Linked DNA regions of Homo sapiens: region 2 is linked to region 1. Evidence: chromatin loops called from intact Hi-C (ENCODE). Cell type or tissue: dorsolateral prefrontal cortex. All regions are shown on one strand.

The links. A loop is a pair of places that touch in the nucleus more often than their neighbours do. Peaks named below come from ENCODE experiments on the same cell type or tissue, not always from the same donor. Only the 100,000 strongest peaks of a DNase experiment are listed, where the experiment ranks them.
Region 2: a loop joins it to region 1, with 3 times the contacts of the local background. A loop is called at or near these places in 15 of 110 quality-filtered maps.

The regions. Positions count from the first base shown.
Region 1 is chr9:126,305,404-126,309,403 of GRCh38, forward strand. No RefSeq gene overlaps it. Among named protein-coding and RNA genes, the nearest start is that of MVB12B, 19 kb to the right of the region's middle. In dorsolateral prefrontal cortex, no CTCF peak of the experiment used is centred here; a DNase peak (open chromatin) is centred at 2,448; H3K27ac peaks cover 3,464 bases.
Region 2 is chr9:126,373,848-126,377,847 of GRCh38, forward strand. All of the region lies in intron 2 of MVB12B (multivesicular body subunit 12B), which reads left to right. Among named protein-coding and RNA genes, the nearest start is that of NRON, 35 kb to the right of the region's middle. RefSeq lists enhancers at 2,135-2,740, 2,741-3,345. In dorsolateral prefrontal cortex, a CTCF peak has its summit at 1,729; DNase peaks (open chromatin) are centred at 1,717, 2,754, 3,144, 3,894 and 1 weaker place; H3K4me3 peaks cover 1,600 bases; H3K27ac peaks cover 4,000 bases.

The DNA of each region.
Region 1 (4,000 bases):
CTAGAAGTGGAATAAAAGCAGGGAGTGAGTGTTGTGCAGTATTTCTACGTTCTGATGAGGACAAAATGCATATGTCTATGTGAGCTATGAAATACGTGTATTGGTGGCGGGCGCCTGTAATCCCAGCTACTCGGGAGGCCGAGGCGGGAGAATTGCTTGAACACGGGAGTCGGAGGTTGCATTGAGCAGAGATCTTGCCATTGAACTCCAGCCTGGGCAACAAGAGCGAAACTCCATCTCAAAAAAAAAAAAAAAAGAAATATGCGTATAACTTAGGTGATTCTGCACATGAGTTAAATGCTCTAATGTTTGCATTTAAAACTGACTTTGTAAAATACAGAGTAAAACTTGTACTAATAATTTGAAATTATGTGTTTTTTATTTTTACTTAGAGTGACATTACATAGCAAACTGAAACCATTATAAGTCAAGAGAGAGACCACTGAGGAAAGGAGAAAACTTTTTATTTTAATATTTTTTTGGTGGCACTTTTCTCCTGCTTTTTGAACAGGGGACTCATTTTCATTTTGGAACTGGGCCCTGCAAATTATGTTGCCAGCCCCAAGGCATTTTTTTTTTAAATGGAATCTCGCTCTATTACCCAGGCTGGAGTGCAGTGGCACAATTTCGGCTCACTGCAACCTCTGTCTCCCAGGTTCAAGTGATTCTCCTGCCTCAGCCTCCTGAGTAGCTGGGATTACAGGTGCCCACCATCATGCTCAGCTAATTTTTGTATTTTTAGTAGAGATGGGGTATCACCATGTTGGCCAGTCTGGTCTCGAACTGCTAACCTCAAGTGATAAGCCCCCTCAGCCTCCCAAAGTGCTGGGATTACATGGGTAAGCCACCGCGCCCAGGCTGGGAAAGCGTTTCGACTTGCTTTCTTCTTGACTGGGGATTTGAACTCTTCTGTAATCTGGCTCTATCTCTGATTCTGGTAGCAAATTGTCCCATGGTTTAGAGCTAGGCTTGAGCCAGGCTGCCTTGATTCAAGTCCCAGCTCAGCTTTTGCTGGCTGTGTGATCTCAGGCAAGTTACTTGACCTCTCTGGCCTCTATTTTGCCATCTCTTGAATGGGGATTTCGGTAACAGTACCTACTTCCAAGGGTTGTTGAGAAGGCTGGATGAGTGAATACCTGCAAAGTGTTTGCACAGCCCTTGAGATCTCCAAATGGAACTCAGCTGTGTGAGCTATTATCACAGCATTTTCCACAATTCCACTGCCCAGTGGAGGAAGCCCCCAGGTGCCATCTCCTCTTGTATCTTGGTGCCACCAGGAAATTGGGCCAAACTCAGGCTGAGGAAGGGGCTGTGGGAAATGTGGCCCTGGGCTTCATGTCTGCAGGGGTCCATGCTGCCTCCAGGGCTCTGTGCAAGGCTGTGAAGGCGATAGTGGGTCTGGGGTGACACTGGGGGACATTGAGGGTCTCTTGGCCTCCATGTCTGAATTCATTTGCCAGGGCTGCCATGACAAAGGACCGCAGACTGTGGCTTACACAACAGGAATTTATCTCCTCAGAGTTCTGGAGGCTGGAAGTCCAAGTCAAGTTGCCAGCAGGGTTGGTTTTTCCTAAGGCCTCACTCGGCGTGGAGATGGCTGTCTTCTCCCTGTGTCTTCACGTTCTTCCCTCTGTGTGTGTCTGCGTCCAGATCTCCTCTTCTCCTAGGGACACCAGTCCTACTGGATTAGGGACCTCACCCCAGTGACCTCATTTCAACCTTCATTACCTCTTTAAAGGCCCTCCCTCCAAACACAGCACATTCTGAGGTAGTGGGTGGGGGTTAGGACTTCAACACATGAATTTTGAGAAAGACACAGTTTGGCCCACAACAATGTCTGTGAATGCTTGGCCATTCCTGGGCCCCTGTGACTGTGTGATTGCACATCTGTGCTTCTGTGTCAGAGTCTGTGTGTCTGTCTGTCTGTCTGTCTGAGCGTCTGACCATAAAGAACTCTGTCCTTGTGAATTTTTGGAGCTGGGACTCCTGGGTCTCGGCTGCCTTTGCTTATGAGACCTCGACAGGGTTCTGTGTGGACTTGACCATGTCTGTAAGTTGGCCTGCAATCCAGGATGTTATAGGTCAGGGAGACTGGGACCTGTGCGAACAGGATCTGTCCCTGTCTGGGCCCCTGTGAATGTGGGTCCTATCATGCATCTCTCTATGGTCTGAAATCCAGCCATCTCTGAGCATGTGGCTGTAAGGCAGAATTTGAAAGGAGAGGGGAAGGATCATATTAATTTGAGATTTGAAAGGAGACAGAGTGTTTACAAAAGCAGAGGAACAGCGGGTTAAACATCTGTTGACGATGACGGTGAGGACAGCAGCTGAGGCTGGGCCGGCTCCAGTGTGAGCTCTGTGGCATGTTGACATCTTTAAAACTGTCACAAAACCAGATACAGAAGCAAAACAGTGGGACTGAGGGAATCTGCTGATGGGGGCCGGGGCGGGCAGTGCAGGAAGCAGAAGGGTCTGGGAGGGGGACTTCATGAAGAGGCCTCTTTGTCTCGGGACCAGGGAAGCGCACAGCTGACCCCTCCAACACTGACCTCTTTCTCTCTCTCCACCCATTTTCTCTGCAGCTGAAACAAATCTGTGCGCCCCAAGGCCTGGGGCTGTCGGGTGGGCATGGCCCTCCCTGCCAAGACGCCACCCAGACTGTGCTTGGGGCTCTACAGGAAGCTTCTGTGTTCCTCCCTACAAGCCTGCAAGGGGCAGACGGCAATTATTATTCCCATTTAAGAGTTGAGGAGGCTAGGCACAGTAGCTCACACCTGTAATCCCAGCACTTTGGGAGGCCCAGGTGGGAGGATCATTTGAGCCCAGGTGTTCAAGACCAGCCTGGGCAACATGGCAAAACCCCATCTCTACAAAAACACAAAAATTAGCTGGGCTTGGTGGTGCATACCTATAGTCTCAACTACTTGGGAGGCTGAGGCAGGAGGATTCCTTGAGCCCAGGATGTTGAGGCTGCAGTGAACTATGATTGCACCATTGCACTCCAGCCTGGGAGACAGAGAGAGACCCTGTCTCAAAAAAAACAAGGGAAACTAAGACCCAAAGAGACTAGATGACTTGGTCAGGCTGTAGCACCTAGGATTTCAGTGAGGTCTAATTGCTCTAGTCGCCCAGGCTGGAGTGCAATGGCGTGATCTCAGCTCACCGCAACCTCTGCCTCCCGGGTTCAAGCGATTCTCCTGCCTCAGCCTCCCCAGTAGCTGGGATTTCAGGCGCCAGCCACTACGCCCAGCTAATTTTTGTACTTTTTAGTAGAGACGGGGTTTCACCACGTTGGCCAGGCTGGTCTCGAACTCCTGACCTCAGGTGATCCACCCGCCTCGGCCTCCCAAAGTGCTGGGATTACAGGCATAAGCCACCATGCCTGGACTGTAATTTTTGCCTATTAACTCACACTAAGCAGGGCCTGTCTTCCCTGGGTCTCCTGTGAGCGCTGGGTTGTGTCTATAGAGCTGTTCCAAGCTTGCCTCCATGGGGATCCAAGATTTTCCTCTGGTCCCAGGTGAGATTGCTTACTAATTTTGCAGGGTAAATGCCAGTGGCTCCAGACTTTATACTGGGGCATGCTCTAGCCCTGGACTCCCATTATTTTTTCCATTCCTGGCCCAAGAGATTGGCAAGACTATTTCCCTCCTTTGCAGACCAGCAGGCAAAACTTTTCCCTACAAGTTTTGATAGGTAGAGCTGCTGTGCTTGTTTATTTGTAAGCATGGTACTTTCTAATTTCCATGATATCAAGGCTTTGGGCCCCATCTATGAGTTTTGACAAGGAGCATTTTCCAACCCAAGCATCCCAAAGGCCCTTGAACTTTTGGCTTTGACCCGTCATTGATTCACAAATCTTTTGTTTAATTTCCAAAGTTTCCTTTTTCTTCTGATCTTTTGTCAGTTCTAACAGATTTTTAGAGTGGATACTAACTAGAAAGGATAGAGCTAGAGAGGTGTCTAGAGTTGTTATTTTAGTTGAATGTTTAACTAAATT
Region 2 (4,000 bases), 68 kb after region 1:
CAGAAATACAGGGGAAAAAAAAGAACATTAAAAATACTCATAATCTCAACTGTGCAGAGCCAAACAGTGGTTAATGCTTTGCTTTATATTTGCCTAGATCCTTTTCTATACAGATAATTGTTTTGAAAACAAACTAAAGTATTGTACTTTATAAACCATGTTGTAACTTACTCTTTCTCCTGAACTTTCCGTGTTAGTGTGTGTATGTGTACAAAGTTGTTTCAAATGGCTGTTGAGTCTTCTATTGTGAGGATGTCCTCTAATCATTAGAAATTTATCATCTCCCACTCTTACCTTTATAAACTGAGCCCCAATAAACATGTCAATAACGCTCATCCCATCTTACCAGGCTCCAGTTACAGAGCCCCACTTTCTGTCCCTTTAATATGACAACTTTATTTCTACCCTAGGGTCTTCACAGTAACTGTCTCCCAGGCCTCCGGCCCCCAGATCTTTCAGGGATTAAGGGAGTCCCTTGAACCAGGGAGGCTGCTTACATTTAACCTCAGCGGTCTCTTTACAGTGAACATGCCTTACAGGCCAGCCTCAGGTAGTCAGTCCCACTGTCCAGTGGGCTGTTCAGGGCTTCCTGAACGCACATCATCCTCTGTGACTGCTGCACAGTGGCCCAGAATGTGACCTCTGAACTCAAGCTAGAGAAAGCAATCAGAGACCTGGGCTATGTGAGACAGGGGTGGGGGCCAGGTCCCGAAAGGTTTGTAGAGCCTTGTGTCGATTCTGTGGCACTGGCAGCCACCATCCCAGGGACTGCCTGGGTGCTGCAGCTCCGTCCCCAGCCATCTGCATGTTCAGTTTTGGTGGACTGTAGCTGTGGGGAAGGCTGGAATCAGCTGGACTTGCAGCTTTGGACATTGTCACCCACTTGGGAACACACTAACAAGCTAACTAGGAGTGAGATTATGTTGCATTGCTAGTCATGTCCCTGATGGCAGCAATAGCGGCAGCTTGCCTAAAAGAAATAACGAATTATCATACTATCTTCCATGAGATATTTCCCCAGCTCTCTTTCAAAGTTAAAATTTGCTTTTACTTTAACAAAGTGATGCCTGCGTGCACAGTTTAAAAAATCAGAGTGCTCATAAGAAAATATAGCAGCCCCTGCCCTGTCTCCCCACCTTCACCTTTTTATTTCCTAGAGGCATTTATTTTCCACTTTTTAAGATTTTTTTCCCTCTAGTACTTTATCTCCATATTTCTAAGTAATTTTATTATATTGCTTATTTCTTGATTATTTTCTTCTCTTATAATCTCCTCCCATTAGGCAGTATCACAATTTTTGGTGGATTAATGCTTAGTGTTTACATAGATTACAATGCAGACATTGAATACCACTGAATCAAGTAACATATTAGGAGTGTGTGTTCTTTCTCATACAACCTTTTATTTTTTTCTTGGAATTAATCAGACTTGTTTCATTCATTTGAGGAGTTGTCCGGGTGCCTATTGATTTTCACAGTACGTTCTTAAAATGTCTTTTTAATTTTTAAATTGATTCTTTTTTTTTTTTTTTTTTTGTCAAATAGCCTTAGGTGCATTGTTTTCATTGTTCTAAATGCTCTAAGGCAGTTGTCACATGCCCATCCCTATTTCTTTCGAACGAGAAAGTACAGTTCTAAATGCTCTCCCCTCCACATCCCCTCCTCCCCAGAGGTTGCTGCCCTGACGTCTCTTCCTTTCCCTGTCTGGGCCTGGGCGTGCTGCTGTCCTCTGGCTGCTGTGCTGTGTGGGTTCTGTTTCCTGGAGTTTATGGTTTCCCCTTTATTGATTTAATCCTCGGTTCTGCTGATGCATCCTCCAGTAGCTTCCTCAGAAAGGGCCCCTGGGAGATAAACTTTTTAAGTCCTTGCACATCGGCAAAGGTCTTTATTCTACCCTCACACTTAATCGATAATGGGCTTAGATGTGGAATTCCAGAGTTCCTCAGAATTTTGAAGACATTGTTATCTTGTCTTTTAGTTTCTAATGTTGCAGTTAGGAAGTCTGATGCAACATGATTCCCGTCCCTTTGTATGTGACCCGTTATTTTTCTCTGCAAGTGTTTAAGGTGGTTTCTTTATCCCCAGTGTGGTGGGATTCTCGGTTCTTTCGTTTTGGGGTGGGTCTTTTTCATCCACTTTTGTGGAAACACTCAGGACCTCTTTAACACAGAGGCTCCCCCTCCCCTCCGGTTTTTATTTTAAAAGTTCTTTCTGAAACTTTTTGTTAGCTGGATGTTGTCTTGACCCTTCAGTTTTCATTCCTATAATTGATCTCTTCATCTCTGTACTTTACCTTCTGGAAGATTTCCTCAGCTTTCTCTTCCAGTGTTTACAGTTTCTAATCTCTTTATATTGTCCTCAAATTGTTCCTTTTTAAAAACGTTTTCATAATACTCTGTTCTTGTTTGGTATTTGCAGTCTATTCACTCATCCCTCTGAGGATTTAATTACAGACTGGGTTCTCTGTCCTGAGCCGGCACTGTTTCCCCCTATTCTCTTTGCTACCTTCAAGCTCCCTTTTTTCTATTTTGGGCCCTTCTGTCATGTCTGAGCCTGTCCCCAGTGCCTGGTGACCCTTTGTTGTGGGTTGGGATTTAAGATGGAGGCACCAGCTCATGGGCTGGAGCCCTGTGGGTGGGGGGCCTGCTGGCTGGTGTGCTACACAGTGGGGCGACGAGCAGGGAGCTGGCTCAGATCGTGGGCTGGTCCACCCTGGCGCTTTCCAGAGACAAAGCCCTCAGTGTCCAGTGTTCAGGGGAGGCGGCTGGAAGCAAGAAGGAGGGTAAGCGCGGGTGGCAGGGAGGGGCCTGCCATTGCCATTCAGTGTGTACGCTTGGTTACTCAATTACCCTCGTTTCCACTCTGAAGTTGCACCTCCTCCCCCACCTCCTCCTGACCTCCAGCCTCCTTCCCCACCTGCCGGGCTTGTAGAGTCCTGAGCTGTGCTGGGTTCCTTTCTGCAGAAGATACACCTGAAACTGGGGTGGGCACCTGGGAGTCTAACCACTTTGTTTATGAACCTTGTTTCAGTCTACCCAATTCAGCCCTAAACTTGCACTTGCTCCCCCGCCCCCACCCCAATGGTGTCTGGTGATTCTGGATCCTGGGGCTCTGCTCAGTATCGGCTGCCACGGGCCCCTTAGGTCACAACCCGCCCCCTCCCCCACACTTGCTAAATCCCTTGCCCTCCGCCTTCTGCAGTGCCAGGCCTTTGTGCTGCCTCTCCCCTCTTGCTCGTCATTGTGGAGGCTTCTGCACTGTCCATTTGATTGTTGTTTTAGAAGAATCCTGGCAGGAAGAGAGATAAACCATGTGTACATTCCGCCACTGCCTGGCCCTAGGGCCCTCCTGCTCCTCCTCAGAGACAGCTCCTACTCCTGGGGAAGAAATGCTAGGAGAGAGGTTGTGAGAATGTGTGAGTGTGAGTGTGCAAGAGCATGTGCATGTGTGCACATGTGCACATGTGTATGCGAGGCCCTGTAACAGACTCTGAAGGTTCTGCAGTCAGCAGACATATCGAGTTGTCTTGGGAACAAGGCAGCAAACACACAAGAGAACCAAAAGAGTAGGTGGCCTCAGTGCTGAAATGGATATGTGTCTCAGAGTGGTGATTTTGAAGGGGATTCACTCAGCTCAATGGATTAAATCCTGGAAATTTCATTTGAAAAACTTCCCGTTACCTTATTTGGGTAGCTGACAGGGTATGTGGCTTTTCACACTGCCCTGATTGCAGAGTTGACTCGTTCATTTATTCTTTCAACAAGGTTTGATGGAGCCCATCCGTGTCAGGCATTGTGCTTGGCACAGGGGGTAAAATGGCAAGCAGAACAGGCACTGCCGTTGTCCTTGTGAAGCTTATAGTCCAGGGTGGGATAGCAGCGGGAGGGCAGATGTTCCTCGTACAAGTATATCATTTGTGTTTGGAAAGACCAGCTTTGTTCCCAGAGATTGGCACAGAGCCCCGGGACAACTGAGGACTTTTTGAATCCTGATGTAGCCTG